Regions from separate parts of the Mus musculus genome. Here region 1 is linked to region 2. A link is a loop called in an ENCODE intact Hi-C map of the cell type or tissue named here. Cell type or tissue: heart. All regions are shown on one strand. Each heading gives the region's core, and the rest is flanking DNA. Links, peaks and the distances in the headings are about the cores only. Region 1 holds the start of Rpl24 (ribosomal protein L24). Region 2 overlaps Senp7 (SUMO1/sentrin specific peptidase 7).

Region 1 (5,380 bases), core at 87-5,086, 170 kb after region 2:
GCTACAGTCTTCTCAGGAGCCGAAAAATCTACACTAGTCGCAAAGGGTCGGGTGGCGCTAAACTCAAAGAAATCTGGCTCTGAGCCCTCTCCGACTCCAAAAGACCTGAAGCCCATTTCCCTTTCCCATTGGTTACATACAGCACTCATTTCCAGCCTGGTTTACACACCATCCATATTCCCTCAAGTTTCCCATCCCACACGCGGTCCCGGGGCCTTCGGGGAGAGAGGACCGTCCTTCTACTCCCAGCGTCCCGAGCCGCGCTCGGCCCAGCCGGCCTTTACCTTCCCGTCGGTCCTGGCGTAGCGCCGCCCGTGTCCCGGGTAGATCTTGTACCCGCTGAAACTGCACAGCTCGACCCTGGAAGGAAAAGGCGAAGCTCGTTAGTATGTGCGCTGCAAAGAGGAGCCATCCCCGGTAGCTCGGCCTCAGGATGGAGGCGGATTGGGACACCGGGCGCCCGCTTACTTCATGGTGATAGATGTCGGCCTGCCGGGGTAAAGATGGCGAAGAGAAAGAAAGAATCATGGGAGAACCTTATAGGGCAGAGGGAGAGAATCTCCTCCCTAAATTCCCTTCCTTGACCCCGGCGCCCAGAGATGATGTCACTTCCGAGCGCCCAGTCTGTTTCCTAGCAACAGCTTTCTTCCTACAGCATTGGCGGGGAGTGGGTTTGAGGTGTTCGTTTAAGGTCCAAGTTGGTTCTTGGCTTGGGTTCTGTGCCATTTTATTTCCTCCAGGCTAGTGTTCTAGAATCTAAAGCCAGCATTTCGCAGGATTTAATAAACAAGAGACAAGGATGTTCTACGTGTCTTTCCTCCTCTTACGAAGCCCAGACCAGTTTTTATCTCGCAGGTAAAACCTGAAGGTCACTTTTTGCATTTGGCTTTGGATTATTCCTTGAAACAAAAATAAATCGTAGCGGCCTGCCGGGCAGTGGTGCCGCACGCCTTTAATCCCAGCACTTGGGAGGCAGAGGCAGGTGGATTTCTGAGTTCAAGGCCAGCCTGGTCTACAAAGTGAGTTCCAGGACAGCCAGGGCTGCACAGAGAAACCCTGTCTCGAAAAACCAAAAAAAAAAAAAAAGAAAAAGAAAGAAAAAAATCGTAGCGGCCGACAGCGTGGCCCAGGGATAGCACGAGTGGTACGCAAAACCCTGAATTAAATCCCCACCTCCAAAAAATATTAGAGCCCGCCACTGTGGGGCAAGCTTTTAATCTCAGCTCTCTGAAGACGCACTGGCAGGCTGGTCTACATAGTAGTAAGAGTTCCAACGGTACATAAATAGTGACCCCCTGTATCAAAAACTAAAAGTAATTAATCACTAGTTCAAATAGATTGCCAACACTTGTAATACGAGCACTCAGGAACTAAGGCGGGACTACTACAAGTTTGAGGCCAGCCTTGGTTACAGTGTGAGACCCTGTCTCAAAACCTGAAGTTACGAGTTGGAAAGGTGAGCAGGTTAAGAATACATACAACTATTGAAGACGACCAGAGTTCAGCCACCTGTAACTCCAGCTAGCTGCCTGACCCCGAACTCATGAGTGTACTTACATACACACACACACACACACACACACACACACACAAACACACACACACACAGGCAAAAAAAGAAAAAAAGAAAAAGAAAAAAAAAAAAAAAGAAAAGCTATGCTAGCCAGCCGGTGGAGGCACAGCCTTAATCCCAGAAGAGTCAGGCTGGTCACTAAGACTTTTGAGGCCAGCCTCGCCCACAGGGAGTTACAAGACATCCAAGGCTACACACAGACCTTGTCTCTAAAAACCGAAAATAAAATAAAGGAAAAATAAAGTTATTTTATGGGGCTGGAGAGATGGCTCAGCAGTTAGGAGCGCTGGCAACTCGTCCAAAGGACCTGACTTCAATTCCCAGTACCCAGACGGCAACTCAATAACTGTAAATCCAGTTCCAGGGGACCTGGCACCTTCTCATAGACATACATACAGGCAAAACACCAATGAACGTAAAAATAAATAAATCTTAAGAAGAAAGAAAAGCTATTTTAGGGCCTGGAAAGATGTTTCAGCTTGTAAGAGCACTTGTTGAATTAGTAGAGGACTGGCATTAGACATGGTCCAGCATACACATGGTGGCTCACAACAGATGGTTTTCCAGTTCCAGGAAACCAAGCTGGGTCTTCTGACCTCCAGTGACCACACAGTGCCACCTGGTGTACACACGTAGAGCTAAACATTCAGACACAGAAAGTCAGATGAAATTTAAAAATTAAAAAAAAAAAAAAAAAAAAACTTTTAATTTAAAAAAAAAACCTATTTTAAAGAACTTCTGGATATTTGGCAGGCAGAGATGGGCAGATCCCAGAGTTTAAGGACAGTCTGGTCTACAGAGCAAGTTCTAGGATTACCAGGGTCATGTGTAGCCTGTCTCAAAAACAAAACAACAACAAAAACCTGGAAATATAGTCCCCATAGAGAAGCTCGGGTGAGGACAGATGGGAACTTGGAATGGGACATTCTGAGTGAGGGAAAGAGAGATGGCAGGAGCCAGCTGATGGATTTTGTGGAAGGCTGCCAACTCTGCTCCAAGTCACTGCTTACTGAAACAAATGTAGTGGTTAATATTTTCTATTTTTATAAGCAACTCACAGTGTTCTGTAAGTGGGTAGTTGAGAAGTGGGGGAGCAATTCTAAGAAAGCTGTGAGTTATGCAAGATGGTACCTTGGGGTTTTTGAATCAGGGGGATCAGGATCAAGACCGCCCTCTGCTACACAGTCTGAGGTCAGCCTAGGAAGCACGAGACCCCTCCTCAGAAACTGAAAGCTGGAAGTTGGGGAGATGGATCAGTGGTTGCAAAGTGCTTGCTATCAAAGCACTTGGACCTTGTTCAGAGGCCTAGCACTCAGTAAAAGCCAGTATGGTGGAATGTACATGAATTTCAGCCCTGGGGATGCCAACACAGGAGGATCTGAGAGATTGGTTGGCCAGCCAGTCCAAGTCCAGGTTCAGTGAGACACTCTGTGTCCCAGTTAGGTTTTTTTTTTTTTCTGGTTTTTCGAGACAGGGTTTCTCTGTGTATCTCTGGCTGTCCTGAAACTCACTTTGTAGACCAGGCTGGTCTCCAACTCAGAAATCGACCTGCCCCTGCCTCCTGAGTGCTGGGATTAAAGGTGTGCGCCACCACGCCCGGCTCCCAGTTAGTTAGATCAGACCATCTGCAGGACATGTCTAGAGTTATTGTCTTATTTGCTAGTTGATGGAAGAGGGCCTAGTCAGTACATGGTGTGCAACACTGTTCCATGATTACCCTGGGCAGGTGATCCTGAGCCGTCTATGAATGCTGGCTGAGACCTGGCTAGAAGGCAGTATCCTACAGTTTCTATTGTACCTTTTTGGCTGTGAAATGAGTTCCTCAGTAGGAGATAGTGCTTTGTGCAATAGCAAGCAGATGTGCCTCCAAGTAACCGCTGAGTTCTGTCCCTCCCTTCTGTCAATGATGGATTGTAAGCTGAAATAAACTCCTTCCTTCCTTGAGTTTCTTTTGGTTGTTGTATTTGACATGGCAAAATAATAAAAATAAAATCCCCTGCCTCAGAAAATGAGGCATAGAGGACTGGTGATATGGCACTCTCTGCCAAGTCTGACAACCCTCATTGGGTTCCTGGAACCCACATGGTGTAACGAGAAAACTGAAAGAACTCAGTGGGGAAACCCCCACTCAGCTCCCGATTCGGCGTGCACCCAAGAATCACGAATAGAACACAACACCTTGATGTAACAACAAGAGGTTTTTTAATGGCAGAGCTCCGGGTCGAAACGTATCTCACATAACAGGAGACAGTGGATTCGACCACGAGGCTTGGAAGCTAGGGGTTTTTATAGAAAAGGAGTGGGGCTGGGGGAGGAATTGGCGCGGTTTCACATGATTGGTCCATTTAAACATCAGCAGCCTGTAACATTTAACTTAGGTCAGAGGGGTGGGAGCTAGGGAGGCAATGGGCTTGCCCGGGCATGTCCTGGTCTGTTCTCAGCCCCAGGTTTCAAAGCTCAGAAACAACTCTTTGGGCTATTTAACATACATTACATGAATTACAGTTTTATTTCCTTTCATTCCCCTCTTCTTCTGTTTAGACTAATTCTAATCATAGAATTTTAGAGATTGGTGTCCCCTAACTCTTCATCTACCTGAACTATAGGTTGATATTGCCTTTGAAGAACCATGAGTTTTACTGTATCAATTTTATTCTGGATGAAAACCATTCCTCTATTTATTATACAAGGGCCGAAAACTAAAGCTAAGCATATCATAAGGATTGGTCCGGCTACAGCGGAAATTAAAGAAGTTATCCAAGATGGTCGTGATTCAAACCAAGACTCAAACCACCCCCGTTGAGCATCCTGTTCTCATTTCCTTCGCTCTAATCTTTCTCTCAGTTTCTGCATAGAGTCTCTAACTATTCCTGTATGATCTGCATAGAAGCAGCACTCTTCTTTAAGGGCAGCACACAGTCCTCCTTCCTTTAGGAACAACAAATCAAGACCTCTCCTGTTCTGTAAAACTACCTCAGACAGGGAGGTCAAAGATTTTTCTAAAGCGTCAATGGACTTCTCTATTGCCGCTAGGTCTTCATTGACAGCATCCCTCAAAGACTGAATTCCCTGTCTTCCTTCTATCAAAGCTGACACTCCCGTCCCCACTCCTACTGCCATATCTATTCCCATGAATGCAGCCAGGGTTAAAGTAATTGGTTCTCTTTTTGACCGCCGGCCAGCATAGCTTTCTTCTAAACTGGATGCAGGGTGATAATATACGCTGGGTAACAGCTGGATCATGACACAAAAATCATGAGATGAATTAAAAACCTTAGTTGATACACAGGGAGTAAGTTCTGTATTGCAAGCCCACCATCCAACTGGGGAAGGTACAAGATAGTAATTAGCTTCCGTTCTGGACACGGACTGAATTTGTCCGCATAGGTGTTTGTGAGTGGAAGGTGGGGTACCTATACAGAGACCTGGATTCCTCGCGGATACTTCAGTCAGGGTCAGTTTTTGTCCTGTACCCCAAGAGCAGGAAGTATGGCTGCTGGTTCTGTTGAAATTTCTATTGAAGGCGATTCCTTCATAATAAGGCGGACCCGAGGACAGGCATAGCCAGCAGTCCTCAGTAGCGCTTGGATCAGTTCTGTTAAGGGCATAAAAGGCTCCTCTCACTAGGTTAAACATCCTCTGTCTTGAAGGAATCTCGGGGGTAATAGTTAGAGGTACCTGAGGAGTGGGAGGTTGGGTGATAGCGGCCATATTAAGGGGGTCCGCAATCACTGGAGTAGGCTGAGTAATTGTATGGGTGAGGGGTGTGAACTTGGTTGGGGGGCCTAAAGGATTGTAGGGGGTCTC
Region 2 (5,380 bases), core at 120-5,119:
CCTTTATACACATGTATGTGCACACAGGCGCGCGCGCGCGCGCACACACACACACAATTTAAATTAATCTTTAAAAACATGTCAAAAGAAAGGTTATTTTATATGCTAGTAGTTAACAATTATTAAAAATCACTAAGTAAATGATTTAATGTTAGCAAAAAAGGAGAGTAATAACAGAAGAAAAAACAGTAAAGATTTCAACAGAAACACAATCGAGGAAAACAGTTCAAAAGATGAACAAAACTAAAAGTTGGTTATTTGAAAAGGTAGTAGACAATTTTAAGACCCTTAGAAAAACTAAAACAGTTGAAAATTAGAAAAATGAAGATATTACAACAGAGAAGTCTAAAATGAAAAGTATCATGAGAATATTATAATTTATATGCCCCAAACCAGAAAACTCTGGGGAAAAAAATTATAAATTCCTAAACATATACCAACTCGCAAAACTGACTCATGGAGAATTAAACCTGTTTAGACCAATAATTAGCAATGAACTCTGGTTATAAAATACCTTTTCTATCAAAGAAATGCCATCACCTATCAAAGAAAAGGTGATGGCATCACTACAAAATTCCATCCCCAAAAACATAAGCAATACAAAGTCAGCTGTGCCAGAACCAAGAGACTCCCAAAACAATACAGACTATTGTCAACTGCCCTTGGCTGCCTTCCAGAAGTTGAAGGGAAGATCCTGTTGCTAAAGACACAGCACACTTGAGACACACGACTGGAGAAATCCAGCTGGATAGGACCTGGAAGCCTCCTCCTTGAAAACCACTTCTCACAGTATCAGAAGGTGCTGCAAACTGCCAAAGGAGAAAAGCAGTCGTCCTACCCAGATGTAAGACCTGCGAACCACAATGACCACGTGGCATGATTTCCCCGAAGGTGCAATAGTGGCACTCATATCTTGAGAGTAAACAACAGCCACTTCACTAGGCTTAAGATTCACTCAATAGGAGGAAATTCACACCCACTACTATAAACCTAAAAAATGGCCTGGGACTGCTGAGGTGATGGACCCTGGAGGAGAATCTGCTCTTACCACTTTCCTAAACCAGAATAAATTCTAACTGCATTCTAAGAATTTATCCTAATACCCACACATAAATGTAAATCTTTTTGCAGCAGGTAAGAGTCCATTACAGAAAGGCAAAACTGTTGGAAATAACAGAGAACAAAGCAAGGAGTGATGAATCTACATCACAACCTACACCTAAGGCTCAAGGAACATCACACAAGAGGGCAAAGAAAGGCTGTGTAAGGGGCACCTGTGAAATCTCAGCAATATGGCTGCCCAATGCTAAGGTGGATAGGGAAAATCTCACACAGTCCTTTCCTAGCCAAGCTACAAGAAATGGCTGCTGAGAGAAAGGTTTAGCATTTTCCAGGGATGAGCTCCAGCCAGTTACGCAATCCCATATCACCAGCCCTAAACATATAACATAAAAGAAACGCTAATGGACTCAGCAAGTTGCTTTTATATATACATGTCTGTATATACATGTATATAAATGAAACAATAATTAAAGAGGAAGAGGTCATGAATATGAGAGGAAATGGGGAAAAAGAGATGGGGATGGGCACAGAATTGTTGTAAATACAGTACTCACATATGAAATTATCAAAAAAAATTAAAACAATTAAAAGGAAAGAACAATGAGTATCTAAAATAGGCCTTAGTTTAAAATTATTTCATGATTAAAGTATAATAATTAAGGTTTATATGTTAAGATAATGAAAATTGCCATGTTGAATAAGCAAATATTCTACCTGAAGTAAGTAATTTAAATTTTCTATTCAACACTGGTATTTTCTATCAACTCTTGATTTCTGATGTAAATTAAAACTTTCCTTCCCAAATAATTCTATTCTGATTATCTGTAACAGGGAGTAGTAACATCTCTTGGTAGAATAAGGCTAACACAGAGATTTTTATTCTTCACATAATATTTGCTCGTATTAAGTGCATAAGTGTAAAGTTTTTCAGAGGAAACAAGTTTCTATGGTTACAAGCCGCATTGATCTACTGTCAGAGTTTGTACTTGGTGTTATGTATAATAAGGATTGGCATGTTACCACATTCTTTGAAATAACAGAATAATAATAATAGCAATAATTAACAGACAGTCTGTCTCTGAGAAGCTCTAAATAATTTCTATATATCCATTCTGCTTTTGAAGTGGGTAAGGATGGTTACAACAGATGTCAAATCTATTCTGTGTTCATCTTATATTTCAGTTATATTGTGATGTATCTACTAAAGTGATGGTAGAGTTATGAGTCTACATATTTCCACTAACTATTCTGAATTCTCCTTTCAAAATGACCCATTTTAAGAAAAGAGAGAACTACTGTTTCCTCGGAGGAGCTCTGAACTCCTTAAACTAACGGTGAGGCTGACCAAACTCTGACAAACGCTTTGCCACAGTGCTGTTGGCAACAGTGGTCTCAGGTCATTCTCGTATTCCAGGACAGACACCTTCAGAAGCATCAACTACAGCAATAATATTTAACAGAATTTGTTTTATTACCAGCAATAAGAAAAAAATGTTACTATTTATTATCAAGCACTGGATTATGGTTTTTACTTAAATCTACACATCAATCCAAAGAGACATATATTCTTATCCCTGTTTAAAAGATACAACGAACTTGCCAGGGTAACTCAGTGTGTCAGCAATACGGATGAAAGCTGAATTCAGATCTAGCTACATTTATGTTTATTCCAAATATAAGAACTAAAGACATTTGACAACAGAAGAACTGATTTTCAGAGAACACATCAAAGCTACCCAGAAACTTCACAACAAATTTTAAGGAACTTGAAGAGAGAGTTTTCACTGAAGAGATCCTGGAAAGAAGCAAAAATGTCATACTTACACTTATTATTCCTCTTTGGAGTAAAGCCTGAAAAGCGCAGATTACAACAGATAGCTTCCTACACCTCTCACAAGAACTATTTCCTTAATTACATGAATCTAGCCCACTGTAATTTATATCCTATAGGAAAACATCATCATAAATTTCAACAAAACATGCTTACATTAGAACACTTGTTTATTTCACATATTTTTTAATTTATATATTTATTTAAATGTAGGAGTGCTCTGTCTGCATGTACACCTACATGCCAGAAGGGGGCAACAGATCCCTTTATAAATGGTGAGGCATCATGTGGTTGCTGGAAATTGAACTTCGGAAATCTAGAAGAACAGCCAGTGTTATTAACCGCCATCTCACCAGCCCTATATGATTTTTATATGCAGAAAAATTTTCACGTGATATTTAAAAGACAATTCAATGAGGCTGGGAGATGTTCTTCCAGAAGAACAGGGTTTGATTCCTAGTATCCACATAGCAGCTCACAACCAACTGTAATTCCTGTTCCAGGGAATCCAACACTCTCTTCTCAGCTGCAAGGACACCGCACATGGAGTACAGACATATATATATACAGGCAAAAGTTCCATGTGTATAAAGATAGGATGGAAATTTTTCAATGACAATGTAAACATTTTTGTAAAGTAGTATTTCCAAAATTAATTGACTTTTTACAGTTCAGAAAAATTAAGCTCAAGGTTCAATGTCATAGACATTAACCTAGTTGTATAAAATTCAAATGCATTAAGTTAAGAGTGAATATAAAGATAAATATGGCACAAAACCTTTCCTTAAGCAAGATGCTTTCACTCTACTAGAGTAGGGGAAAAAACACATAAAATAATATAATAAATGCATTTCTTAAATCTCTAATTATATATTCAATCTACTGTCTGAATAATACTGAAAATCTTTTAGATTATTTTTTAGCTATTTTTTTTAATTTTATGCGTCTGAACGTTCTGCCTGCATGTATGTATGTGTGCCAGTTGAGTGCCCAGTGTTCACAAAGGTCAGGAGAGGGCATCTGACCCCTAGAAACTGGAGTTACAGATGGCTGTGAGCCATCATGTGGGTGCTAGGAACAGAACCCAGGCGCTCTACAAGAGAAGCTGCTGTCTAAACACTGAACCTCCTCTCAAGCCCACCATTGACATTTTTTTTTTAAAGAAGGGAATTTTTTTTAAAGACTGTGCTAGCTAGCTTTAACTATGAACCTGACATAAGCTAGAATCCCGTGGGAACAGTGTCTCAGTGGAGAACAGTCTACTCTGGGTTAGCCTGGAAGCATGTCTGTGGCGGATGGTCTTAACTCCATTCACTGCTTTAGGCACTGACACACGGGCAGGAAATCCTGAGCTATGCATGAACATGCTTCTGTTTCTGAACACAAGCAAGCACGCATGAACATACACGTATGAACATACACGCATGAACATACACATATGAACATACATGCATTTACTTCTCTCTGGTCTTGGCTGTGGATACAGTGTAATAAGCTGCTTCAAGCTCCTGTCATTGTGACTTACCCACAGTGACAGATTATAACCTGGAATTATGAGCTAAAGTAAAACATTTTCCTATAAGTAGCTTTTTGCCAAAATATTGTCACAAAAACAGAAAGGAGTAGAACAGAAACCTAATACATAAATTATCTTTGATGCATCATAAATTAGATATGAAGATTTCAGAAGCTTGTAAGAAATAAAAAAAAATTTTAAAGATAACACTTGTTAAAAATGTTAAGAAATTTGTTATACACCTTTAAAAGGGTAACTTTAAGTATAATATTTACAGTGAAAAATATAAGCTTGAAGAAGACAGTTGGGGAGCTGGGGACATGAAGACCAGAACAAATTGTCACTGAAATGAAAGCTCTAAATTCTACAGACTTAAAGATGAAAATACATTTGACTAGTATTTAGCAGATGAATGTTTAAAAATCTAGAAGTCACAATTCACAGACCACAGAAGCTCTAGAAGAAGGAGGACCAAAGTATGGATGCTTTGATCCTTCTTAGAAGAGGGAACAAAAATACCCATGGGAGGAGATACAGAGACAAAGTATGGAGCAGAGACTGAAGGAAAGGCCATCCAGAGACTGCCCCACCTGGGGAGCCATCCCATATACAACCACCAAACCCAGACACTATTGTGGATGCCAACAAGTGCTTGCTGACAGGAGCCTGATATAGCTGTCTCCTGAGAGGCTCTACCAGTACCTGACAAATCCAGAGGCAGATGCTCTCAGCCAACCACTGGACTGAGCACAGGGTCCCCATTGGTCCTCCAGAAAGGACCCAAGGAACTGAAGAGGTTTGCAGCCCCATAGGAGGAATAACAATATGAACCACCCAGTACCCCTAGAGCTCTCAGGGACCACCACTACAAAAAAATAAATAAACAAATAAATAAATAAATCTAGAAGTCAGCCCATTTGATTCCCACTGGCCTGGGGTAGCCCAAAGAAAGATGCCCACCCTGGTCCCTA

The links. A loop is a pair of places that touch in the nucleus more often than their neighbours do. Peaks named below come from ENCODE experiments on the same cell type or tissue, not always from the same donor. Only the 100,000 strongest peaks of a DNase experiment are listed, where the experiment ranks them.
Region 1: it touches region 2 in a loop (5-fold over the local background); 19 of 42 quality-filtered maps call a loop at or near these places.

The regions. Positions count from the first base shown.
Region 1 is chr16:55,961,527-55,966,906 of GRCm38, reverse strand. It overlaps Gm6958, which reads right to left. Exons shown (of 1, transcript XM_001480210.4): 1 at 1,859-5,380. The coding sequence starts at 5,284. The coding sequence ends at 4,388. Rpl24 (ribosomal protein L24) reads right to left here and starts at 632. Exons shown (of 6, transcript NM_024218.4): 1 at 469-632; 2 at 285-360. The coding sequence starts at 473. In heart, for the core only: a CTCF peak has its summit at 2,190 (motif pointing left); a DNase peak (open chromatin) is centred at 576; H3K4me3 peaks cover 1,251 bases; H3K27ac peaks cover 814 bases.
Region 2 is chr16:56,129,644-56,135,023 of GRCm38, reverse strand. The region is part of intron 6 of Senp7 (SUMO1/sentrin specific peptidase 7); the gene reads right to left. Among named protein-coding and RNA genes, the nearest start is that of Senp7, 57 kb to the right of the region's middle. In heart, for the core only: a CTCF peak has its summit at 3,122 (motif pointing right); no DNase peak of the experiment used is centred there.